5 separate regions of the Mus musculus genome follow, and regions 1, 2, 4 and 5 are each linked to region 3. The links are chromatin loops, found by intact Hi-C in ENCODE. Cell type or tissue: left cerebral cortex. All regions are shown on one strand. Region 1 holds the start of St13 (suppression of tumorigenicity 13). Region 2 overlaps Ep300 (E1A binding protein p300). Region 3 holds the start of Rbx1 (ring-box 1). Region 4 has its middle 57 kb from the start of Rbx1. Region 5 holds the start of Ep300 (E1A binding protein p300).

Region 1 (5,000 bases), 66 kb before region 3:
AAAAATTAAACATATAAAAGGGTCCTTTCTAGGTGAAGAGTATCAGGGGTTGAGCTTCATTAAAGTTAAGCCACTTCCTCTTAGTCCACCTTTCCCTGAGAAGACTGTATTCTAAACCACCCAAAACGTTACATACTGGGGCTGTTGAGATAACTAAGTGATTAAGAATAATTGTTGCTCCTCCAGGAGACCCAGGGTACAATTCTCAGCACCCACAGTAATAGCTTGCAACCACCAGTTCCAAGGAACTGAATACTCTTTTCTTACAACCCTGGGCATCAGGCATACATATACATGCAAAACACCCACTACACATAAACTAGCTTGAAAAATAAAATAGCTGGTGTGTTGGCAAATGTCTTTAATCCCAATAGTTGACAGAGACAGGGGCAATCTCTGTGAACCTGAGGCCAGTCAGGGCTACATAGCAAGTTCTCAACCAGCAAAAAAAAAAAAAAAAAAAAAAAAAATTTAAAAAAAAAAAAACAAACTTACACATTATTTATTAGCTCCTTCCCTTAATCTATCTGGACTTGCAATCACCTGGCCAGAAAACAACCTCTCAGAAAGGCTGATTTACCAGAAGATATGCAAAAAGCTTGGAATAATTATCTTTAAAGAAGTAAAGTGCTTATACAGTCCCTGAGTCCTTCACTCCACACAGTTGCTTTCAGACCTTCATGGCTCAGCCTGCTTGTTTTTTCTAAGTTCTAATTGAAAAATATATAAAACTTTACTTTTCCCCATCTCTTTTTTTTTTATATTAACCAAAGACCCTAAACATGCACTTTCTCTGAAGACCGACCCTCCCCCATTTCTACAAGTGCTGGTGAGCTTCCATTGCTGACCCTAATTCAGAAAGCATGACTTAACATCCTCCCTCCCCTTGGCAGCTGTAGAGATTTAGTTTGTTTGTACTGTTGCGTTTTTCACCCTCAAATTCTAATGGTGCCTAAGCTTTCTTCTAATTCTGTCTTTAAAATCTTTTATCAACGAGACTAAAACAACAAAAAGGAGAAACCAATTCCCCAGTAATACTGTTTCCCAGCAGCTGGCACAACAATCATAGTACGCAGGCGAAATACTCTCCAGTTAGTCCTGCAAGCACACTGGTCTTTGAAGGAAAAAAAAAAATTCCTAAAGTAGCTGAAGTGACAGCGCTACAACTAACGTGGGTATAAATAATTCCCAACAAAATTCCATGCAATTAAAATCGTTGTAAGGCCAAGTACAGATAACTGAAGTTATAGAATAAATAAGTTACCACTATTAATATTTTAAACGACACATGGGTCAATGCGACTTAAACAAGACGCCAGGTTCAAGAAAAACAATCCCTTAGTAAAAGCTTTGTCTTCGTTCGCGCATTATTTCCACTGCTCAAATATTCACAACCCAAACACACCCCCATAAAGACTTAACTGCGGGGGGTGGGGGGGAACCAACTCTAACCTCTGCTTTTCCACCCCTAAGTTGCCCAACGCTCCAGATCCCTCCGAGAACCTCTCGAAGCCACTAAGAGCCACGAAGGGGCCTAGAACCGCTCCCCTCCTCCCTACGCCAGCTCGGGGCCCACTCCCCAACCCCCAACTTTCCGTCCCCAACGGTCCACGGGGCCCAGGGCTCTCACCTCTCCACCCACTCCCTCAGGAAGCGCATTTCCTCGGTGTGCAGGACGCTCGGGTCCTGCCTACACATCTTCACGAAGGCCCGAAGCTCGCTCACTTTGCGGGGATCCATGGTGGGAGGCTGGAAGCTGAAGGCGGTGGGCGGCTGCGGAGGCACGATGCCAGGCCCGGGAGCGGCTCAACGTGACCAAGTGGAAGGGGGCGGCTGCCGCGAGGCAGAACAGACTAGAACCTCCCCGGCCGCTGGCTCCTCCCCCCCAACGGCCTCGTGACCCCGGGCCTTCGCTCGCTCATTCCCACTCCTACCTCTGGACCTGTGCTCCGCCTAGAACCTTCTAGAAGTGTAGCTGCCCGTGACAATGCCTGCTTCGATCGGCGAACAGTCTCACTCGGATTCTTTCCTCTGACCTAATTCCCCGGGATGGATGAAGGACCTTGTGTCTGTGCGCTTTCAAGCGGGACATAGGGAGACATTTGGAATAAGATATTTCTTCTGTGAAGATGGGCATTAAGCAGAACGAGACGCCGCATGGAGGAGGGGGGAAAATAAATAAATGCCCGTGGGGCCGGCGCGCCCAAAACCTAGCCGAGTGACGTCACTGCTCTGCGCCGCCCCGGGAAGAAAGCCCGCGAGCCGCGCCTGCCGGAAGGGGCCGAGCAGTTGACTGGTTTCCTGGCGACGCGGCTGTGCTAGTGGCTTTCCCCAGAGTTTGTACTTTTCCTGACCAGTGGTTACAGGCCATGCCGTCTCTGCTCTCAACCCCCAAGCTGGCTCCCGTTCTAGCAAGGCTCCGCGGCCTCTCAGGTTAGAGTCTTTCCTGCCGGCGTCCCCTTCAGGTTCTTCCTTTGGAGAAAGCCTAAAGCAGCCCAAAGAGCTACAAGTTGATGATCCGTGGTTCTTCACCAATCGGCACCTGATCCCCCCTCACCACCCACGGATTTTTCTTTTGATCGATTGCTCTGGGAAAGAGTGGGCTTTAGGTTCTGTTATTCTGGGAAAGCTGGAGTGACTGAAGAGGAGGGAACTCCAAGGGATTGTCTTCAAAGTTACTCGAATTCTAAATTGGTAGCTTTTATCATCACACTTGACTAAATTGTTTAATGTCAAGTAGCGTGTGTGTGTGTGTTAGGTCAGGGTAAATCTTTCGCCTTTTCATAGGTTTCATCGGAGAGCTAGCTCAAAAGATAGAGCCGGGCTGTGGTGGCGCACGCCTTTAATCCCAGCACTTGGGAGGCAGAGGCAGGCGGATTTCTGAGTTCGAGGCCAGCCTGATCCAAATACAGAGTGAGTTCCAGGACAGCCAGGACTATACAGAGAAACCCTGTCTCGAAAAGAGAGAGAGAGAGAGAGAGAGAGAGAGAAAGAGAGAGAAGAAACACGTCTAGAAACAAATGCTTTGTGCAATTCAGTTTGTAAAGAACTAAGCGAGGGACGTGCCTAAGTCTTACATAAACAGTCAAGGTGATAGAGCACGGAGAATGTGAACCCTCCGTGTACAATATGGTGAGCAATTAACCTAACATAAAATTTTATACTGGAGAGTGAGTCACCTACTTTGTAAGGAGACCTAATGTTGGATTATACTTCAGACGAGGTGTGCAAAATCTGAACCAGAAAATAGGGTATTTGACATTAAAATTGATCTTGATATTTGCATGTGATACTTGGATTCGCTATTTAAAACTGCACCATTGCACGGAGCCTATTCTGTAATCCTGGTAGTTAAGATGTGCCTTTAACGGAAATGAATGAAAATGTGGCAGGCCACAGACTGTGACTAGACTAGAACCAGCTTTTTGTTTCGGATCGTTGACTTTCTTGTAGCTTCGTGTAAATCCTGACTTGATCCAGCTTTAGGACTAAAACACATTAAAAAAATCTAGTAAATATATTATAGTTTGTTTCTGAGGAAAAGTAAGTTCAGCATCTTGTTATATTACCACTAAATGGTTTGCGGTTTTTTTAGCTTCAATGAAGGAGTGACATTGAATCTTTACCACTGAGGGACTGAGGGACTGAAACACAGTTAAGCCAGATGTTTGTTATGTGATTGTGTCCAGTCTTTTATACCAATTCTTTGTCTTAATTCTGCTCGGTAGAATCCTTTTGCAACTTCTCATTTCATGAGCCGGAAAGTGCAGTTTCACCCAGGAACTTTTTGAGTTAGCTATTGAGGGTGCATCTCTACTTCACCCCAGTTGCTTACAGTCAAAGGGGAGGCAGACAAGCCACCAATGACATTACAGCTGAGTGGTTATAGTCTCAATCCAGCTGATAAGAGAACACAGCAAAGAAGAGAGGAATGCATTTTTTTTTAATTTTTTTTACATTTTAGTTATTGTTATCCTTGGAGTTTAGGTTTTGAGTCTCATAAATAGGACTTGAAATATGTGGTTTTTGGTTACTCCTTTCTTTAAAAAATATATACTTTTTTTTTTATTGAGACTTCCATACAATGTAGTTTAATCATTCACTCCTCTCAGAACTTACCTAGCCAACTACATGTAGTTGCCTTTCTTTAGAAAGCCTCTAGAGCAGTGGTTCTCAACCTTCCTAACCTGCAGCCCCTTAATACAGCTCATGCTGTGGTGACCCCAGCCATAAAATTACTTTCTTTTCTACTTCATAACTGTAATTTTGTTACTATTGTGAATTGTAATATAAATAGCCAGTGTACAGGATTTAAAGATCCTGGCCTGCTGTGAAAGGGTTGTTCAACCCCCACTGGGGGGGGGGGGTGTTGTGACCCACAGGTTGACAGGTGCTGCTCTAACTACCATAAGAAATCAGGTATGGTGGTGAACACTTTTAAAGCCCAACACTAGGGAGGTGTCTTAGTCAGGGTTTGTATTCCTGCACAAAACATCGAGAAGCAAGTTTGGGAGGAAAGGGTTTATTCAGCTTACATTTCCACATTGCTGTTTATCACCAAAGGAAGTCAGGACAGGAACTCACACAGGGCAGAAACTTGGAGGCAGGAGCTGATGCAGAGGCCATGGAAGGGTATTGCTTACTGGCTTGCTTCCCCTGGCTTGTTCAGCTTGCTTTCTTATAGAACCCAGGACCACCAGCCCAGGGTTGGCACCACCCACAATGGACCCAGCTTGATCACTAATTGAGAAAATGCCTTACAGCTGGATCTCATGGAGGTATTTCAAGGGAGTCTCTGTGGTAACTCCAACTTGTGTCAAGTTGGCACACAAAACCAGCCAGTGTGGAGGCAAGTGGATCTCTGAATTTGAGCCCAACAGGTGTACATAATGAGTTCCAGGATAGCCAGAGCTACATAATTGAGACTGTGTCTCAAAAAGAAAAAAAGAGAGAGAAACTTTCTCACCTGAGGAAGGCATGCAAACCTGAAGTGTGAGTAG
Region 2 (5,000 bases), 140 kb after region 3:
AGGATTTCCCCGTGTGGCTGGTATTACAGGCAGTTGTGAACCTCCCGTCTTGTCCCAGGACATCTCTCCACTCTGTGCTTTCACAGATTATATCCTGAATACATGGCAGTGAGCAAAACATTAATTCTACCTTCATAGAGCTTACATTTCAATAGGGAAATTCACAACTTAAGATGCTTTTGTTGTTTATTTTGTTGTTTTTTGAGACAGAGTTTCTCTGAACAGCCCTGGTTGTCCTGGAACTAGCTCTGTAGATGAGGCTGGCCTCAAACTCAAAGAAATTTGCTTGCCTCTGCTTCCAGAGTACCAGGTTTAAAGATTTGCACAACCATGGGGCAAAAAAGATAAATATTAAGCTGAGCATGGTAGCACACATTTTTGAGTCCAGCACTTGGGAGCCAGAGCCACATGGATGGATCTCTCAATTAAAGGCCAGCCTTGTCTGCCAGAGTTTCAGGATAGCCAAAGCTACATAGTGAGATACTATCTCAAAAAACAGGAGGATGATGGTGGGGATGGATTTTGCTACATTTAGGATGTAGCTCAGGGTTCAGTGTAGAAAGTGTGCTTAGTATGAACAAGAACCTAGGGTTGATCACCAGTTCCCCTAAAATATTTCTGAGCTTCATTCAAGTGAGTATTTACTTTAAGAGAGTAAATTCCATTCCCCAAATAGTGATAATATAATTTTTAGAATTTACTCTTGGCATCAATCTGTGATACATTTCTGTATGTAATGTTAGAGTTTTTTTAATTAAAGACAGGATCTCACTATCCCAGGCTGGCCTTCAACTTCCTGTGTAACACTGATCTTCCTTCCATTACTTTCTGAATGCTGAGATTTCATGCAAGTAACCCACACTCAGTTTATGGGGTACAGATGGTCAAATCCAGGTCTTCATGGGTGTCAGGCAAGAATTATATTAACTGAGCTCTTTATCTCCAGCACTAAGAGTTCTAGATCTGTAAAGTTTTACATTCAGAGTGTGTCGTAGAGATATGATGGCTCAACAGTTAAAGAACTTGTACTGATCTTACATTGGATCTGAATTTTCAGGATCTATGATGATTGGTACCCAAACCCCTGTAAATATAGCTCCGGGGGGGGGGGGGGTCTAAGGCCTTTGATCTGCTGGGAGACTCATACTCATTTGCCACCAAGTCTGGCTTTGTTTTGTTTTGCTATGTAGCCCACGTTGGTCTCAAACTCAAGAGCTATCAAATTCAGGTCTCTTGTCCTATCCTTCTGGATGCTGATATTAAAGCTTGTTTTTGTAATCATTTATTTAATATGTATGAGTGTTTTACTCACATGTATGTATGTTCACCATGTACATGTATGCTTAGTGACACCAAATGCCAGAGAAAGATTCCCTCAGTCTGGGATTATGGAACGTATGTTCTACCATGTGGATTCTTGGGAAATGAGTCATTTGCTAAAACAAGTGGTCTGAACTGCCTGAGCCATCTCTTTAGCCCAATATTTGATTTCTAATGTGTCCATATGTATCTTATTACAATCCTAGTTTTCTGCAGCAGCAGAAATTAACAACAGGGTATTTAATATGTGCAAGACTGCTTTTAGCAAAGGAAGAATGATACTTTAAGGCTTTTGTGGGATAGAGGGTGTTTTTTGCTTGTTCCTTCCTGGTTGTTGTGTGACACAACTTTCCCTGAGGAGAGACAACACACAATGGCTACTACCCAAATAGGGAATCACAGACTAAAGCATAAATATCACCAGAATCCAATTTGGTGCAGCAGTGAGCGTTATTAGGGTGATTACCAGAGTATGAGTTGAAGAGAAGAAATGACTCAAAGACACCTGCATCACCAAAGCCCACCCAGCACGGGTAATAAAGCTGGAAACCTAGACATTGCCCTGCAGGCAACTCTACAGCTTGAAGAAAATCCTTTCCACGTGCCTCAGTTGGTCTAAACTTCTTCCAGGCAGCTTGGCTACTTTCTGCTGCTCCTAAGTAGCTGGTCTGGCCTTAGAGTCCTCTTTGAAGCTTTTCTCCTCTGAGAGAAAAGCTGTAGCTCAGCTTCTGTATAGGGGAAACAGCTTTTTGCTGATTTGGGCAGTGAGGGATCTAGTGAATCTGATCAGTTTCAGGACCTTCCTGAATTGATTTTTAATTGACAGCTTCCTATATAAAGGAAGGAGCTCCCAGCAGGATTGAATGTTTCGATCTAGGATAGCAACACTGGTCCTTTCTTTTCCTTTTCAGGTTAGGTCAGTGTCTGTATTATGGTGGGTAATTGGACATCAGGAATTACCAGCTATAAAGGGAAGTGAGATCAAATAACATCATTGTAGCAGACACAAATATAGTCCTATCTTTCTTCTGTTTGTTGGGGGAGAGAAAAAAGGCTTCAAGTGACAGAAAGTATAATAATGGGAAGGTAGATATTCTGAGATACAATACCAGTTTCAGTTTGTATTGAGATTTATGTGAACACAGACATTATAATTATTTATAGACACTGAGGCAGCTTACAAATGTCTACACTTTATTTACTTCTGTGAAGTTTTAGAAACATTGTTATTTGTTCTTGTGTCATTCAAAGTTATGTGGTAAATTGGCTTTCATACTATGTCTCAATTTTCATTTTCATTAAGGATACAATTATAAATATACCATAATTCAGTATAGGCATGGATATTATTATTATTTTAGAATAAATATTGCTACTGTAAATAAGCAAAGGTTTAGTAGTTAGGAGCCCTGGTTCTCTTCCCCTTTCAGAGGACCCAGGTCCTATTCTCAGAATCTATGTTGTAGCCAACCCTAACACCAGTTGCAGGGATCTGATGCCCTCTACTGTCCTTGAAAGCCACTGCATGTTAGTGGTACACATACATCCAGACAGAACACTCACAAAATAAGCAGTGTGGTTGTGCATGTTTATGATCCAGCTTTGGGAGGCTGAGTAGGGGGATTGCACTTCCAAGTCAGCCTTGATTACATAGTGAGATTATATCTTAAAGAGTGTACGTGGTACTACTTAAGAAAAACATTTGCACTATTGTGATCCTAATATTTCCTTTACTAGTTAATACTAGGTAGTCACATAAGAGTGGGAATGTGACTGCCATGGAACTGGTAATTCTGCTTCTCCTTCCTAAGTGCTAGGATTGTAGGCCTCATAGAACCAAGCCTGGTAGGAAAATGCAGTTGGCGTGGGGGTTAAGAAAAATTATTCCGTAAATGCTTGCCACACAAGCACAGGGACTTATTAGTCAAAAGCACCCAAGAAAAAAGCCAGCTCTGGTGGCATATTAATCTTAACAATGGAGAGGCAAAGACCAGGCTCCTTTGCTTAATCAGCAAGATCCAAGTTTAGTGAGAGACTTACTTGTGAGATGTCTTGGTAGTAAAGACAATTGCCCAGACCTAGTATCTTTGACTCAGATAGTCTTCTAACTTCTTTATATGCACTAGGGTAAGTGCATGCAAGTGTGTATGTATGGGCTCTCATGAATGCAAAAACAAATTCAGTTTAAAATATTTAACATTCTTCATTGTATAGTGGGATGGCTCCAGATAAACTGAGCACAAAGAAGATAATGCTTTTAAAAGTTTTTTTGTAGTCATGGCTCTATTTAAACCTTAATTTGTGATACATACTTTGGTAAGCATACACTTTTATTCAATGTGTTTTAGTTTTAAAATTTGTGTTGTATTTATTTTGATTGTATGTGAATTTTTTTTTTTTTTTAAATTTTCGAGACAGGGTTTCTCTGTATAGCCCTGGCTGTCCTGGAACTCACTTTGTAGACCAGGCTGCCCTCGAACTCAGAAATCCATCTGCCTCTGCCTCGGGAGTGCTGGGATCAAAGGCATGCACCACCACGCCTGGCTGTATGTGAATTCTTAAAAAGAGTATATACCACCCAGGTGTAGAGGGTATAGAGGACAGCCTCGTGGAGTTGGTCCTGTCCTTTCACTTTTACAAGTATAGGGGATCAAATTCGGCTTGATAGAATTTTGCAGTAAGCACCTTTACCTGCTAAGCGATACTCCTGAGTCTTTCATTATGGTTTTTTTTTTTTTTTTTTTTTTTTGAATACTCTAAGGATTTTATTTAAAATGGTTTTCTAATATAGAACATGAAGTATGGTCATGGTGATGTCTTAGTAATACAGAGAATGACACTTTTTTCTAATTTTATGTAGATGGGAATGATGAACAATCCCAGTCCTTATGGTTCACCATACACTCAGAATTCTGGACAGCAGATTGGAGCAAGTGGCCTTGGTCTCCAAATTCAGACAAAGACTGTTCTACCAAATAACTTATCTCCATTTGCAATGGACAAAAAGGCAGTTCCTGGTGGGGGAATGCCCAGTATGGTGAGTACTTAGCACTATTTTGTTAAGACTTTTTCTTGTCTTTTTGTTTTCTTTCTTCTTCTTCCTTTCATTTTGGCTTTTGGAGACACGGTTTCTCTGTGTAGCCCTGGCTGTCCTGGAATTCTGAAGTCTGCCAGCCTCTGCCCCCACTTCTGCCTGGCTCTTTTCTCTTTTTAACATTTATGTGCATGCAGAATAGATGTGTGCACAATACCATGGTAAACTTGTGAATGTCAGAAGTCAGCTTGCAGAAGTTAGTTTTCTTCTAATGTGAATCTTGAACTGTATACTCAGGTCACTATAATTACGTATTGAGCCACTTTGTGAGCATATTAGGTTGGCATTTAACACACTGGTATTATATATACTTGACCTTAAGATACATGATGTATATTAATTACCCTTGTGCCTTGGAATGGAATTTCACTTTGTAAAATTTCCACATGGCATTTTATTTGCTGTGCTAACTGATGAGTTGGAAGACTAATTCACAGAGTAAATGTGAGCTACAGTGAGTCCTTCAGCAGGCTCGCTGTAAGCCTTGTTACTGAAGAATAGGAAGAAGAACCTTTCTGCGCTTGCAGGAGATTCTTACTGCAAAGGCTTCTCTCAAGGACTGTGAATACTAGTTTTATTTCTATTA
Region 3 (5,000 bases):
GCAGTACCAATACCAAGGCACTTGGGCACTGACAGGCCGCATGAAGCATGGTCCCATGAGTGAGTATGCCTCTGGCCTAGTTAATATATAGAAGAGGACAAAACTCTGGGCAAGGACCTGAAAGTAATAATCCAATAATCCAATAAACCTAAAAGTAAAAATAATAATCAACAGGCTGGCTCCTGACAAGGACCTTTGTGGTTCAGACGACAGAGATTGAAAAGGATGAGATTTAAAGATCCTTTTGGTTTGGGTAAGTTTTTGGAAGAGGTCAAATGGGATGACAGTGCGGCACTCAGTCCCTAGCACTGCAGACCTAGAGGCACCCGCCTGTGGTTGTAGCGCAGGGAAGGTGGAAGATGGACTAGAAGTCCAAGGTCCATGTTAGCTCCATAAGAAGAGTTCCAGTTTGGCCTTCAATACCTGAGACTCAGAAACAACTAATAAAAGTCAGAGAGCCTGGTAGCTCTGAAAGACCTCAGGCTGCTCGTCACACCAGCACTGAATCATCAGACCTTGCAGACACCTTTTGTAAAAAATCTCCTGTAGTATAAAAGGTAAACAATCCGGTTGCCAGGGTTTCAAGGCAGCCTAGTTTTGTTAAAAGCTGTATTGTAGGAAAGCCTACCATGCTTGGACCATTCTGAGTGCCCCTGAGCCCCATCCCTGGAAGAGGAGAAGGAGGCCAGAAGAGGGCACTGGGTTCCCTTAAACGGAATTCCGGATAGTTGTAAGCCATCACATGGGTGCTGAGAACCAAACCTGGGTTATCTGCAAAAGCAGCGAGTGAATGCTCTTAACCACTGAGCCATCTGTCCAGCCTCACCTGGTTTCATGTTTTACACCTGTTTGTTGCAGTGCTGGAGATGCAATGCAGAGCCTTGTGTACACTACAACTGAGTTATATCGCTAGAGTTTTGATAGTGTATTTTTAATGTGTGTTTGCTGTATTTAGATCTACAAATACAATCGTGTTAAGGTTGCTTATGGTATTCAGCACAGTAACAACGTGTGCAGGTTTGGAAACTAGGAGAAGTAAGTTCATAATATAGCCTAGGTGTGTAACAGGCTACCTCATCTAGGTTTGCGTAAGTACTTTATAGAATGTTCACACAATAACAAAATTGCCCAATGCCTTTATTCAAATGTACATGTATTACTGCCTCCTCCCCTCAATCTCACCATCTTGTTTTCTGTAGCATGTATTGCCACCTGAGACACCTTGATATAGTTGTTGATCTGTGTTTATTTCCTTACTGAGTTGACTTCACTGTGGCTTTCCTGTTTAAAGCAGAACCCAGTGTAGCTGAGCATGGTGGTTCTCCTCCCTCTATCCCTAGCACTTGGGAGGTAGAGGCAACAGAATTGCTCAGATTTCAAGGCCAGCCTGGGCTACAGAGTGAGGCCCTATCTCAATAATAATAATAATAATAATAATAATAATAAACCAAAAATTAAAAGACGAAGTAACATACTCAGGATAGTTGTTGACGAATGGATAAATATGTCCTCAGTATCTTAATTAACTATGGGTTTCTAGCATCCCTTAGGGGGTCTGTAGACACATAGACCAATGACAGATTTAGTGTGGGAGGTAGAACTTGGGCAGACACACACACACCTTGCAGGGCTCTCACAAGTCTCTGTGCAAGTTAAAACTGTGGTGGTATTCAGGATGTATTGCCCTGCTTAGCAAGTGCATCAATGACACACCGCATTACACACCAGCAAGTATTTCTTTTAACAGAACATTTCAGGACAGGCAGTGGTGGCGCATGCCTTTAATCCCAGCACTTGGGAAGCAGAAGCAGGCAGATTTCTGAGTTCGAAGCCGGCCTAGGTCCAGTCCTGAGTTCCAGGACAGCCAGGGCTACACAGAGAAAAACCCTTTCTGGGGGGGGGGAGGGGCACATTTCCGGTAAAACCCTTTTTGTTGTACTGTTGAGGGAACTAGAACACACAGGAAATTCAAGGGTGATGTATTCTAGTCATAACTCCGCAAATTTAGGAGACAAAACAGCGGAGGGCTGGACTAATCATGGAAGCTTACAAAACGTATGTGTTCTGTAGCTCGATGGTAATGACCGGTAAGAAAATCAGAATGCCTCACCAGAACTCAAGTTCAGCCACTACAAATGTACTAATTTAATCGTAGCACAGTAGCAAAACTCGATAGGAAATGAGGAGAAAGGAGGACCATTTAGAACTGGCTGGTTATGGGATTTACTATGGCATCCCCATCACCTTTCCTGTGAGAAGATAAAGGCAAAGTTGCAGAATGCCTGCTCTGTTTGCTCCTGGGCCTCTTCTCTCCCTATCAAATAATTTCCCAATCTGAAATTGATAACGCAGACGGTGACCAGGCCTTGGTAAGCCGGGCCACAGGCCTCCAGAGAGACACCGCCTGGCTCCGAAGCCGACCACGGTCAGCAGAAGGCCGGTTTGGAGTTTCGGGTTTCCAAAGACCAGCCCATGCCCTTTGCAACCACGGACTCGGGGGCAGCTCTGTGGATCTGGACCAGGGCTTAAGTCCTGGGGCAGAAGAAGGAAGCAGCCGCCGCCCCAAATGAAGGAGTCAGACCACAGGGCTTCCCAGAATGCGAGAAGCATCGAGACCTCACGGACGTTCCCACCGGTTGGCTCCCTTCTCTCGGCCCCGCCCGGCCCCGCCCGGCCCCGCCTCAATCACTCCAGCCTCCTCCCCAGCTGAGAGAGATGGGGAGGAGGGGGGCGGGAAACCTCCGCCTGCGCCTTTAAGGGGCGTGACCGCAGGCTCCGCCCCTTCTCCACGCTCGCGCCAATGAGGGGAGGGGTGCGGGAGGAGGCGCCTGGTGTGCGGGGCAGGCGGCGGAAAGTGAGCCGGTGCGCAGGCGCAGTGGTCACACGACAGACTGTGTGTTTCCAAAATGGCGGCGGCGATGGATGTGGATACCCCCAGCGGCACCAACAGCGGCGCGGGCAAGAAGCGCTTTGAAGTTAAAAAGGTTGGGCTCGCCAGCGCCTTCCTCAAGGAAGCTAGGGAGGCGCGGATATGGCTGGCAGGCCCGAGGAAGAGCTAGGCGCGGGGGAAAGGGCTTCATTTCAGGGCGTTCCTGGGACCGGGCACCAAGAACGGAAGCCGGGGGGCGGGCCTAGGGTTGATCGGCATGCTGGTGGCCCAGTGTCTGGGGCCCTATTAGTCTTGCTGGGGAAGCTGTGGGGCCAATCGCAGAGCTGCTTACTGAAATACGCGAGGTTGACTTCGATGCGGGAGCCAAGCGCTTGAGCTGTCACTGAAGTGACTGAGAGGTGGGGGAAGGACAGGGTGGGGTGGGTGGGATGCAGACTCGTGAAGAGACTGCGGCGGGTGGAGGATGGGGCCGTGCGGAGAACCCCGGGAACGTGAGATGACAGCGCAGAGGGGCTCTGCCGGTGTTCTTGCTCCGCCCCTTCCTGGATCCTAGAATCTATTGACTCCGAGGGACCTGGCGTGGGCCCTCGATTGTATGGCGGCCTCCATTGGCCTCTAAACCCACAGTCAAGTGTAAAGCTTGGTTCTAACGAGATGGCTACTAGTTGTCACATAGCATCTGCCACTCCAGTGGTTCTCTGATGTCCCTGTACACTTCTAACACAAAATGATAATTTAAAAGCCTGGTGGGCTTTGTTTTAAAAGCAAGCCCAGAACTTGTGCCATTTAAGAAGGTGGAGTACTAATTGCTAATGACCTGAGAACAGAAAAACAAAAATATGAAACGTCCTTTTGTATGCCGTTCCCCTTCATAGTTTGCTAGTCCTTTAAAAGTGTTGATTCCTACCTAAGATTACACAGATCTGTTAAAAATGAAGATCTTGAAGAGGGCAAGGTGTTTTCTTTTTATGGATTATTTTTGGAACGTGTCGCTGAGAATATCCCTCACCCCACCCCCTTTTTGTGTCATCTCATTGTGGCCACTGCTGCTCAGTTACAGCCTGCAGCCATTATGAAAAATAAAAATGTAATGTAGAATTTACTAAACTCTTATGCTTGAATTTGGAAAGTCAAACCAAAGTAGTCCTTGAAAAGGGTGCCTTGTCTAACATAAGAAGTCTTAGGTCGACTTACTGGAGCTAACAAAGTAATTGTTTGGATATATGAACGTTGAGAACATCAGTTTACTTGGTAAGAGGAAAAGAAAATCGCAGTGGATTCTACTTTGCTTGCAGTGCTCTTTTAAGGTTTAAGTGATGACCTCGTTCTGTGTACTGAAACTGGGTAGGTAACTTGCTATCCAGCTTATCCTGTGATTATCCACTTAGTGGTCCATTTATTATCTTAGTTCAGTCTGTTCACTTCCTTGCCTCTGAGTCCAAAACTTTGTGGAGAGCCCGTGCTTATGCAGATTTTGAGTTCTTCCACAGCTGTCAGGGAAAGCTGTACAGAAAATAGTACTAATATTCTCACGTTGGTTTGGCTAGCTAAATTATTTTACATTATATATAAAAAATTGAAGATACCCATGTTCATATACTTCATCTTTCAAGGAATGGGGAAGTGTACAGGTGGTCTGCTGTTGTCCTCTGATATAGTCCAAATAGTATAATCCAAAAACATCCTTTCTTTGGTAGGCCCTGTGGCTGGGGCGTTGGTAACTGAAGCTGCAAGCTGAAGTCCTAATGAGCTGTTAGATTACAAGGAAAATGCATTGTTTCCCCTCTTCTCCTTGCAGTGGAATGCAGTGGCCCTCTGGGCCTGGGACATTGTGGTTGATAACTGTGCCATCTGCAGGAACCACATTATGGATCTTTGTAAGTAACTCGGGGCAGATGGGAAGAAGTTGAGAAGGTTACAGAAATGGTGGTCATCCTGGTGTGCCCAATTGTCTTCTTTACCAGTGAATACAAAGCAGGCTCAGAACCCTTAGGCACTTGTGTATCTCATCCATTGGTGTGTTTGAAGTAGATTGTTTTGTGGTTGTTTGTGGAGACAGAGTTTTTTGTGTAGCCCTAGCTCTACTAGAACTCACTTTGTAGTAGACCAG
Region 4 (5,000 bases), 58 kb after region 3:
CCAGGCCAGCCAGGGTTACACAGTGATACCCTGTCTCAAACAACAACAACAATTATGTAAATATACATAAGGGCTCCAGGTTTGATCTTTGACACTGCAGTGAAGTTAGGAAACAAAACTAAGTACAGAAGCCGGGCAACCTATAATCTTAACCACTGAGCGGTCTCCTAGCCGGGCGTGGTGGCGCACACCTTTAATCCCAGCACTTGGGAGGCAGAGGCAGGCGGATTTCTGAGTTCGAGGCCAGCCTGGTCTACAGAGTGAGTTCCAGGACAGCCAGGACTATACAGAGAAACCCTGTCTCAAAAAAAAAAAAAAAAAAAAGGTGTGTACTACCACACACATTTAAAAAACAAAACAAAACAAAACAAAAAAAAAACTAAGTACAGAAAGTGCCTAGTGATAGATCATGGGGTGCCTCCAAGCCTGAAGAATTAAATTCAGTCCCTGAGATCCACTTCGTGGAAGGGGTGAACTCATTCTCAGATGTCATCTTCTGATCTCTATGATCCTCATGATAGCCTGCCTGTACACATACACATCAAACAAATAAATATAATTGAAATATACTGGTAAGGAGATTCTGGTCAGGCAGTGCTGTCACATGCCTTTAATGCCTGCATTCTGGAAAGAAAGAGGCAGGTAGATCTCCGTGAGTTCAAGGCCAGCCTGTTCTTTAGAGAGAGTTCTAGGGCAGCAAGCAATACACAGAGAAACCCTGTCTTGGAGAGGGGGGCTTGGCAGGGGGAACAGAAGGAGGGAGAGGGGGAGGGAGAAGGAGGGAGAAAGGGAGATTTGATATTTTTCTGGACTCTGACCCACAAGGGGCCTAGAAAGGCTGGGTTTTGGCATCTTCCAGCACCCACTTGTTTCCAGGGACGTCAACTCAGGCCAGAAGTCAGAAGTCTCAATTACTTGAGGGGTGGGGGTGGGGCAGAATTAACTGTCCCGATTAAATAAATGGTTTGAAACTCTGTGGACCAGCAAGTTCACTGTGCCTGTTTTGTTCATTCTCCTCAGAAGCAGGCAGCCCAAGGACTAGGGTTTTTTTCTGCGGAAGCATTGCAGGTGCCAAGCCCAAGTCTCGTTTTAAAAGTGCCACTCCCATTACACGGAACAGGAAACCCAAGCTTCTGGAGGTCACTAGTTGAGGGGCGTCAGCGCGGACGTCCCATGAACCCAATCACTGAAGCCCGAGGTTGTCAGGGTTGGGGGGGGGGAACTCAAGAGCCTGGGTTTGGCGGGAGGAATGACTCAACTGCCCCGCCCCGTGCGCCCTGGGGCGCTGCAACAGCTATCCTCATCTTCGCTAGAGTACCCCCATATTCTTGCGTCTAGGACCCTGGGTGCGAGCTTAGGGGTTCAGAGCCTAGAACATCCCCACCCCAAGCCAGCTCACACTGGAGCTCCCCGTGCGTTTGCAGATGGAGCCAATAGCTACACCTGTGTCCGGCTAGTGGTTTGGTCTGAGTCGGGACACAGACGCCATTGCTGGAGGCGGCGCGTAAAGGGAACGCAGACGCCCGGTGGCTGGGTACGCGTCTTCATTGTCCCCCACGCCCCCCTTTCTTTCTTTCGTTTGGTTCGAATGAGTCTTATTCCTAACCGTGTTGGTCCGGAACTTAGTAATGGAACCCGGGCTGTCCTCGAACTCTCGGCAATCCTCCTGCCTCAACCAAGCGCTGAGATTAAGGCTTGAGCCACTACGCTCATTAACGCATCGAGTTTGAAATGGAAAAGAAAAGAAATACTTTGTGTGTTTGTGCACTCTTAAGAGCTTCTACCCCTCCCAGTAAGGGAGCTGTAGGGGACAGTGAAGCACCCGAGTGTGTATGAGCGGGTTGTTCCGGGTAGCAAGGGAGAGTGTCTGACCACCAAGGAGACAGGAAGGTAAACTAGAATCCCAGAGGCTTCTTATCTCTACAAGGGTGACAAACACAAAGGCGGCGGCTCAGGCTACTTCCGCAGAGGAGGGCCATCACCCCCCGGGCGCTGGCTGGGTCTAGCCACACCCAGATACCTGGGCAAGCGCGGGTCCTGGCAGGGTAGGGCTGGGGGACCCGGACTCGCCCTTTCATGCTTGGCGGGGGTGAGTGAGTGGGCAACTATCTCTCACCCCGATCTCTCCCGATGGTCTAGGTCCCCCTACGGTGCACCCAGGTCTGAGGGCTCGGCTTGAACCTGGCGTGCGCGCCGCAGCTCCGCTGCAAGCCATTCTGCGCACTCGCTCCCTCTGGGGAGGCTGGTCACGTGCCCGGGGTGGGGGTTGGGAGGACGAGCAGCAAGCGCCCCCGGGCTGCACGTGCCGGGCTAGATGAGGGCGGAGCTCCGGCGTCCGGAGCTGCGCTCTAACCCCTGGGTTCGCAGCAAGGTGGCCAGGCCGTCTGCCTCCAGCCTGCGGCTGGCTGCTGGGCAACTCTCTGTCCCTGCTTGGGATTCAGAAAGGGTTAGCACTCGGGTCGCACTCCAAAAGAACAGGATGCCCTCCCTAAATTGTTCCTGTTGTACCGAAACCTTACAGTCCGATACAAAGAGTTCCTGTCGGTGAGGAGGGTTGCGACAGAGCAGTGGTTCATCTGCGGCTTTCTGTTGACTTGGACTAGGAAGAATTTCGGACACGAACCAAAGTCACGGTCCTAATGCACCCCCCCTCCCACCTCCACCCCCACCCCCTGCACATCTAGATAAACACTCAGCTCCTGACAATCTGGATTTGTCCGTCTCCCGCCCACCCCCACTGCTGCCCTTCCCCGGGATTGTGAAACAAATCCCTGACTGTATATTTCAGTTTACGTCCGGAATGATTGCTGAGTCCTGATGAAAGTCTTACTGTTTCTTTAGAAACCTTTCTTTAAAAGCCCGGTAGGTTAAACAGCAAAAAAGTTGAAATAAAGATGGAGGGATAGATTTTAACTCTTTGTCGTGTACATGAACATCGCCGACAGGAATCAAGAAATATTTAAGGAATATCAGCATGAGATGTTTTCTGAGCCAACGGATGGCCAGGCGGGTGCTGGAACTGGTTGTGGACGTCAGAGCTGGTAGAAATGAGCTTAATTAAGACTGCTAGCTGGAGGCTGAAAGTGACCATATTAGGCGAGGGGCTGGACTGGGGTCTTGAGAAAAAGAGAGCTTTAAATATGAAAATCTGAGCGGGGGGTGGGGGTGGGGTTAAATCCTAAAGTGAGATGCGGACTCTCCGGAGTGAACAGGGGGAGAACGTCTTTTTCTTTTTTTCCTCGGAACTTAAATTTTCTTCTTATCCCCGTGTGTGTGTGTCTGTGTGTCCGCGCGCGCCATTTGTTATAGCTGTCTGAAGAAGTCAGAAAAGGGCTTCAGAACCCCTGGAATTACAAGAGGATGAATTGCCCAACATGGGTGCTCGGACCTCAGATCCTCTGCAAGAGCAGTAAATGTTTTTAAACGCTGAACCATCTCTCTAGCCTCTGCTTTTTTATTGTTGTTTTTGTATGTTTCTTACATTTGTTTGTTTATGTGTGTGTTCCACTACAATCCCTCTGAGGTCAGAGGATATCTTTGCTTTTGGGACAGGGGCTGGCCTGGAATTCACTATGGAGATTCAATACCTTTCTCTGCTTCCCGAGTGCTGGGATTAAAGGAACTAGCAACCAAGCCCGGCTTTTTGTTTTGTTTGTTTTTGAGACTTCTCTCATGAGCCGGTTTTCTCTAATGAGGTCTGTCCCAGAAATCCAACTCAGGTGCTTTTTGGAAGCATTCACCTGCTGTAGCTGAACCAACTCCTGAGCTCTGTATCTTTTTCTGTATCTTTGTATTTATTTATTGAGGCAGGTTCTAAACTAACAGGCCTTGACCTCTTAATTTTCCCCGCTACCACCTTCCTAGTGCTGAGATTACAAAGAAACATACTATGCCCAGTGACCTGTCTGTCTCTCAGTCAGTCCCTTTGTCTGCAGGGTCTCCTGTAGCCAGGTTGACCTGGAACTAAAGTTTTTAAATATATAAATGTTTTCCCTACAGCTATGCCCGTGAACCATGTGTATGCCCTGCCCTTGGAGGCCAGAAGATGACACTGGATCCCTTGGGGCTGGAGTTATAGATGTGAGCCACCAAGTGGGTGCTGAGAAATGAACCTGGGTGTTTTGCAAGAGTAGCCAGTGTTCTGAAAACCACTTAGACATCTCTCCAGCCTACACACACACACATACACACACACACACACACACATACACACATACACACATACACACATACACACATGTATGTTAGAATTCCTTCTAGGCTCTGCCCCACTGTTACCTGGTAACAGGCAGGTATGCCTGACTCACTATAAAAGGGAATGCTTGCCCCTCCTCTCTCCCTCTTATTCTCCTCTTGCTCTCTGCCCCTGCTCTTCCTGCCCCTTCTCCCTCTCTCCTCCCCATCCTCTTCTCTCTCTCTCTCTCTCTCTCTCTCTGCCTTTCTCTGTCTCTACTCCCTCCTCAATTCCCCGCCCATGCCCTAAATAAACTCTATTCCACACTATATCTGTCTTTTTTTTGTTTGTTTTTTGTTTGTTTGTTTGTTTGTTTTTTCGAGACAGGGTTTCTCTGTGTAGCCCTGGCTGTCCTGGAACTCACTCTGTAGACCAGGCTGGCCTCGAACTCAGAAATCCACCTGCCACTGCCAAGTGCTGGGATTAAAGGCGTGTGCCACCAACACCTGGCACTCTATCTGTCTCAGGGGGAAGGGATGCCTCACCATGGGCCCACTGAGGCACCCCTCTCACCTCACCATACTGTGCCTCTACAAAACATATCCTGGTTCTTTCTTTCTTTTTTTATAAAACACAATGTGTGTGTGTGTGTGTGTGTGTGTGTGTGTGTGTGTGTGTTCGTGGTCTCTCATGTAGCCAGACAGGCCTTGTATTTGTTGTGTAGTCAAGGTTTGTCTTGAACTCCTGACCTCCCTGAGACTACCTCTTAGATATTGAGATTTTAGTATTTGACACTGTCTTGTTAAGATCCTGTCTCCAAAGTAAC
Region 5 (5,000 bases), 120 kb after region 3:
CAACTCACCAGCTTAGAGTCTCTTTTATTTCTTTGAAAAATGGCTTGTCTGGTGTAATCCTGAAACCTGCTCTGTATACCAGGCTGGTCTGGAATTCACAGAGTCCCACAGACTCCCGAGTGCTGGAATTAAAAGCATGCACCACCACCACCATTCAGCTAATTCTGTTTTCTCAAGCTATACTCTTAGAAGTCAAAACAGCAAAAACAGAGGACGTCTGGCCACTAGCAAAACAGGTTAATATATGAAATATGAGAAAATATGACCTGATGAGAGGGTTCAGCAAGCGTAGAACCAATTGCTCAGCCTGAGCTTTTTGGTTGGATCCTTGGAACCATAACACGGGTACAGAAGAAATGACTCCTCCAGATTATCCTATGACCTCCCCATGTGGGTCATGGGTATATATGTTCACACATTTATACATATCAACAGAGACACACAAGGTAAATGTAATTAAAAAATAGATCTGAGAAAAAATTTATTTTCTTGGTAGTACTGGTGACTGAACTGTTAAGGCCACAGGAATAGTAGGCAAACTACCTATACAATAGGTAATGTCTCGAAGGTTTCCTTCAGTGTCACATAGAACCTTGGTACTTTCCCTATATTTGAGGATCCCAAACACAGAAGTCCTGTAATTTGAGAACCCTAAAAGCATACCCCCTGCTTTCTGCTTCGAATTGGGCTGCCCTACACACTAGACTTAGGAGCATTTCCTCACATTTTTCTAGTGTTATAATTTTTTTTAGCACATAACATTTTTTTGTCCTCTCCCATATTTACATTGAAGGCACTGCAGAAAGTGGCCTTTTATTAAGCTCATCTGCTAGAGATGGGTGGAAAATACCTTCAAAAGACCTTGGAAGTTTCAGGCAGGTTCAGAAAAGTAGTTCTCAAGGATTCTTTTTTAAGAGTGGTAGCTGGTAAGGATGTGTGGACACGTGATGGGCAAAAATGTAGGTAGGGTCTAGCCCTAAACAGCCTCCCACTGCTGTGGTCCTCCCCCTCCTAGTTTTTTAACTAACAATATCGTAATCCAAATTTTTCATTCTTGAATTAGACATTTCAGAGAAAACTTAAAGGACTAGCAATGTGACTTTGAGATATGAACTGCTGCTTTCGAGAAGGCTATGAAGAGGATGGAATGTGTGTCTACGATGAAACACAGGTGTTTGGCGGATTTAATGGGGTTCCAAAGATCAACCTGAGAGGGCAAACCCCGGGAGCTCTGACCGTGGTTTTCCTTGTTTTCGCAGAGGAGCGCCTGAGCTTTGACTCGGTTCTGCTCAGAGACCCAGCCCAGGCACCTAACTGTCCACCGACCGAAAATACGTTCTAAGTTCACCCCGGACCCCCCCCCCCCCCACAACTTCTTTCAAAACCTCCCCTTTAAAGGGAGCCACCGAGTGACGCCGGGGGAGTTTGCGGAAGCGCCTACCGCGTTGGGGCCCTTGGGCGGATCCCGTGATTGGAGCCGGCACCGCCCCCGGCGCCGCTTCCCCCATTGTGTGAGCTGCAAGGCAGAGGCCCCGCCCTCGCCCCGCCTCCCTGTTTCTCGGCCCCTCCCCCTCTCACCTCCCCCCCCCCCCAATCTTGGCTCATTTCCGGCCGCCGCCGCCGCTACCGCTATCCTGTAAGGAGGATTCGGCAGAGGCAAGAAACAACAGCCGCCATCTTGTTTGTGTGCTAGCCTGTGGGGGGGGTGGGGGGAGGAGGAGAGAGAGCGGAGAGGGACCGGGAGAGAGAGAGTGGGGCAAGCGGGACGCCCGGCTGAGTGCGAACTGCGCGAGCAGGGAGTGAGGAGGGTACCTGGCTGGAGAGCAGCGGCCGGGACCGAGACAGTGGTTGGGGGCCCCGGGGCGCAAAGGCTGAGGCGACCCTCAGTCCCCTCCTTGCCCGCACACACCCCCACCGCAGCCCGGGCCGGCGTCGACGCCTAAGGGGGGGAAACCATTACATAAGCCCGCGCCCCGCGGCGCCTCTGCCCGCCGTCCGAGGCGGCCCCCGAGCCGAGCCCCCGGCAGGCACCTGGCTGCCGGGGGGGTGAGGGCCAGGGAGGCGGCCGGACTGATTTCTCCTCCCCGGGCTTGCGAGTGGAGGCGGAGAAGCGCGGCGCGCGGAGAGGCCGCGTCGGTGGGCTCGGCGTCAGCGCGGGCTTGCGGGCGGACGGCCCTGCTTGGCCCGGCCCGGCCCCCCTGGCCCTTCGGGCCGGCGAGCTCCACGCTCGGCGTCGTCGCTGCTGCGCCTCTGCTTGTCCGCTGCGCGATGTGAGGCGGCCCCGGCGCCAGTCTGGCTCTCGGCTCGGCTGAGCTCAGTGTGGCCATTAGGGGCCGGTGCGGCAGCGGCGGCGCGGAGCGCAGCGGCAGGAGGAGGAGGAGGGCGGCTCTCAGGGTGGGGGCGCAGGCCCGGGAGGGGGCACCGGGAGGAGGTGAGTGTCTCTGGTCGCCTCCTCCTCTCCCCCTTTTTCGCCCCCGCCTCCTTGTGGCGATGAGAAGGAGGAGGACAGCGCCGAGGAGGAAGAAGCTGATGGCGGCGGCGGAGCTCCGAGAGACCTCGGCTGGGCAGGGGCTCGCCGTGGCGGGCTGGGGACTGCGTCTGTAGAGCTGTGAGTTCCCGAGAATTCGCTGCAGCGGACGTGCTCGTGGGATCAGTGTTGCTGTACCCTCCTCCCGGCCTGGTTTAGGCCCGGCCCCTCGCACTTGCCCCTACCATTTCTGTTGAGTCCGCATCCCTCTCCGGCCACCGCAACCAGGCGAAGAGAAAAAGGAACTTCCCCCCACCCCTGTTGGGTGGCGGCGGAGCTCCGGAGCCCACCCTTAGGAGCGGGGCGGGGACCCCGTTTCGGAGAAGAGATTTCCTCAGGATTCTCGTTTTTTTCCTCGGTTGTATCTCCGAAAGAATTAAAAATGGCCGAGAATGTGGTGGAACCCGGGCCGCCTTCAGCCAAGCGGCCTAAACTCTCATCTCCGGCCCTCTCGGCGTCCGCCAGCGATGGCACAGGTTAGTCTCGGGACTCCCGGCCTTCCATAGTTCCCTTCGTCTTTTCTGCTCGTTGCACCTTCATTCCAGGGTGCTTCTGTGTATCTCTTCCCATTTCCCCGGCCGGTGTTTAATTTTAAAGGTTTTTGAATGGACTGGTCGAAGACGTCCAGTAGCCCAACCATTTTCTTTGCCTTCTGATACATTCATTGCAACACTATGTCATGTCAGATCGTTGTGTGTTCTGGAATTAAGAGGTTGGAAGTGGGAGCTGCGGGGACCTTTATTGTTGGCTCCATGCAATTTAATTTGGGAAATGCCGGTACAATCGTGTGTGAGGGCTTTTATGCACTTTTACTATTTTTGTTACTGGTGAATGAGGGATTTCAGCTCTTTCTCCCCTGTTGCAATGAATTCTTTTTTTCTCTGCTTTCCCACCTTTAATGATTTTTGCTCCTGTGAGGCAGATTTTCTGTTGAGGAATGGGGGCGGAAGACAAATCTTGGTGTCTGCGATCCAAGGTTTTAAGTGTAACTAAAGTTCAACAAAATTTCATTCTTAGGTCCCCTCTCCCCATCCTTGCCTCAAGAGTCAGTATGGACCGCAGTTTATTTTATATCCATTTGCCATGAAACCAAAATGTCTCAAACTGCGTGTTGAGGTGTAGACCTGAGGCGTTTCCTTTGCAGTTTGTCACACTCTTACTTAGAAGGGAAAGAAAAAAGATGAAGCCTTTCTGGAATTAGGTACTTAGAAATGGGAGATAATAAGTTGAAAGACTCCCAGTCATGAACTTCCAACTAAAGTGATTGTACAAGTTTAAAAATGAACAGGAGGTTTTGTGCTTGCATGTTTGTTTTGTTTTGCTTTTTGGACCTTTGCAATTCCAGTTTACAAGATGAAGGAATTCTTTTCTCCAGTCAGCCCCTTTGTTAGGAGACCTGAAGGGAGACTCTCCCTTGTCTGTTCTTTTTCCTGCTTACTGTTAGTTTAGTGTTATTCTGATGATCACTGACCTGGTCCTCTCTTGCTGTCTGACTTGTTTGAGAGGCCAGGATAATGAAGAAGAAGAAGAAGAAAAAGAAGAAGAAGAAGAAGAATGGCTAGTCATCTGACAGTCCACTAGATGTTCCTCCTTACTGCAAGCATCCCTTTAACTCAGAGAAGAGGCTCCAGATCTCTCCTTCTGCCAATGAGAGTGTATAGTGGAGTTAAACGTACCCTGCAAGTTGTAGAGAATGTGTGGGCCATGTTTCTGAGTAGGATTTCTATTAAGGCCTGGAAATAAGATAGAACTAGTGCATTACTCTGCTTTTTTAGCAGCTGTATTTCGAACCATGAGTTTTGCTCACCTGCAACAGTTGGGAAGGATAAGTCTTGCAGTGTTCTAAGGCTCTAACTTTAGTTATATGTGAGCATTCAGCTGTAAAGTTTCCGTAGTCTTAGAGAATTTTTTTTAAATTATGTCTTTGAAATTCATAGGCATAGATATTTTATAGACATATTTGCTCTGGATTTTTGTTTCCTCCTCTGCCCCCATAATAAGTGTACTTCTGTAACATGTTCACAAGTTACCATATTTGACATAGCCAGTAACAAGAAATATTATGGAAAACTTTTTAAAATTAAATTTTTGGATGTTCTGATTTTGAGTGACTTAGTCATAAAGTCTGTTCATGTAATTCTGTTCAGATGGACTACTGCATTCTTTATCTGATAAATTGTATAGCTTTTGGCTAACTTTCATGGTTAAAAAAGGGAAAACTTGCTTTGGGTATCTTTGAATGTCATTACTGGAGTCTTTGGGTGGTAGTGGTGGGGCTGGGGTTTTCTTTGTGTGGGTCTAGATGTCCTGGAATTCACATCACCAGCCTCTACCTCCCAAGTGCTGGATTTAAAGGCAGGTGCCACCAGGACCACCAACTTCTAGAGTCTTAAAAAATTTCAATACTGAGATTGGTTTATTCTTAGTAGTAAGGATTATAGTAATATTAGTAATTTTTCTTCTCTTAACATTG

Evidence for each region. Peaks named below come from ENCODE experiments on the same cell type or tissue, not always from the same donor. Only the 100,000 strongest peaks of a DNase experiment are listed, where the experiment ranks them.
Region 1: it touches region 3 in a loop (3-fold over the local background); 3 of 42 quality-filtered maps call a loop at or near these places.
Region 2: it touches region 3 in a loop (2.2-fold over the local background); 14 of 42 quality-filtered maps call a loop at or near these places.
Region 4: it touches region 3 in a loop (2.8-fold over the local background); 8 of 42 quality-filtered maps call a loop at or near these places.
Region 5: a loop joins it to region 3, with 5 times the contacts of the local background. A loop is called at or near these places in 27 of 42 quality-filtered maps.

Annotation. Positions count from the first base shown.
Region 1 is chr15:81,397,855-81,402,854 of GRCm38, forward strand. St13 (suppression of tumorigenicity 13) reads right to left here and starts at 1,840. Exons shown (of 12, transcript NM_133726.2): 1 at 1,631-1,840. The coding sequence starts at 1,740. It overlaps Xpnpep3 (X-prolyl aminopeptidase 3, mitochondrial), which reads left to right and starts at 2,284. Exons shown (of 10, transcript NM_001347075.1): 1 at 2,284-2,433. The coding sequence starts at 2,370. In left cerebral cortex, no CTCF peak of the experiment used is centred here; DNase peaks (open chromatin) are centred at 1,027, 1,923 and 2,209; H3K4me3 peaks cover 2,872 bases; H3K27ac peaks cover 1,801 bases.
Region 2 is chr15:81,604,017-81,609,016 of GRCm38, forward strand. It overlaps Ep300 (E1A binding protein p300), which reads left to right. Exons shown (of 31, transcript NM_177821.6): 3 at 4,181-4,357. Among named protein-coding and RNA genes, the nearest start is that of Gm22067, 14 kb to the left of the region's middle. In left cerebral cortex, a CTCF peak has its summit at 2,818 (motif pointing left); a DNase peak (open chromatin) is centred at 2,841.
Region 3 is chr15:81,463,467-81,468,466 of GRCm38, forward strand. It overlaps Rbx1 (ring-box 1), which reads left to right and starts at 2,850. Exons shown (of 5, transcript NM_019712.3): 1 at 2,850-2,984; 2 at 4,689-4,767. The coding sequence starts at 2,907. In left cerebral cortex, a CTCF peak has its summit at 2,921; DNase peaks (open chromatin) are centred at 1,746, 2,812 and 3,146; H3K4me3 peaks cover 2,372 bases; H3K27ac peaks cover 1,813 bases.
Region 4 is chr15:81,521,060-81,526,059 of GRCm38, forward strand. No RefSeq gene overlaps it. Among named protein-coding and RNA genes, the nearest start is that of Rbx1, 57 kb to the left of the region's middle. In left cerebral cortex, a CTCF peak has its summit at 2,379; DNase peaks (open chromatin) are centred at 1,208, 1,462, 2,279 and 2,980; H3K4me3 peaks cover 2,083 bases; H3K27ac peaks cover 1,441 bases.
Region 5 is chr15:81,583,720-81,588,719 of GRCm38, forward strand. It overlaps Ep300 (E1A binding protein p300), which reads left to right and starts at 2,495. Exons shown (of 31, transcript NM_177821.6): 1 at 2,495-3,003. The coding sequence starts at 2,910. In left cerebral cortex, a CTCF peak has its summit at 2,507 (motif pointing left); DNase peaks (open chromatin) are centred at 1,478, 2,527 and 4,210; H3K4me3 peaks cover 4,006 bases; H3K27ac peaks cover 2,572 bases.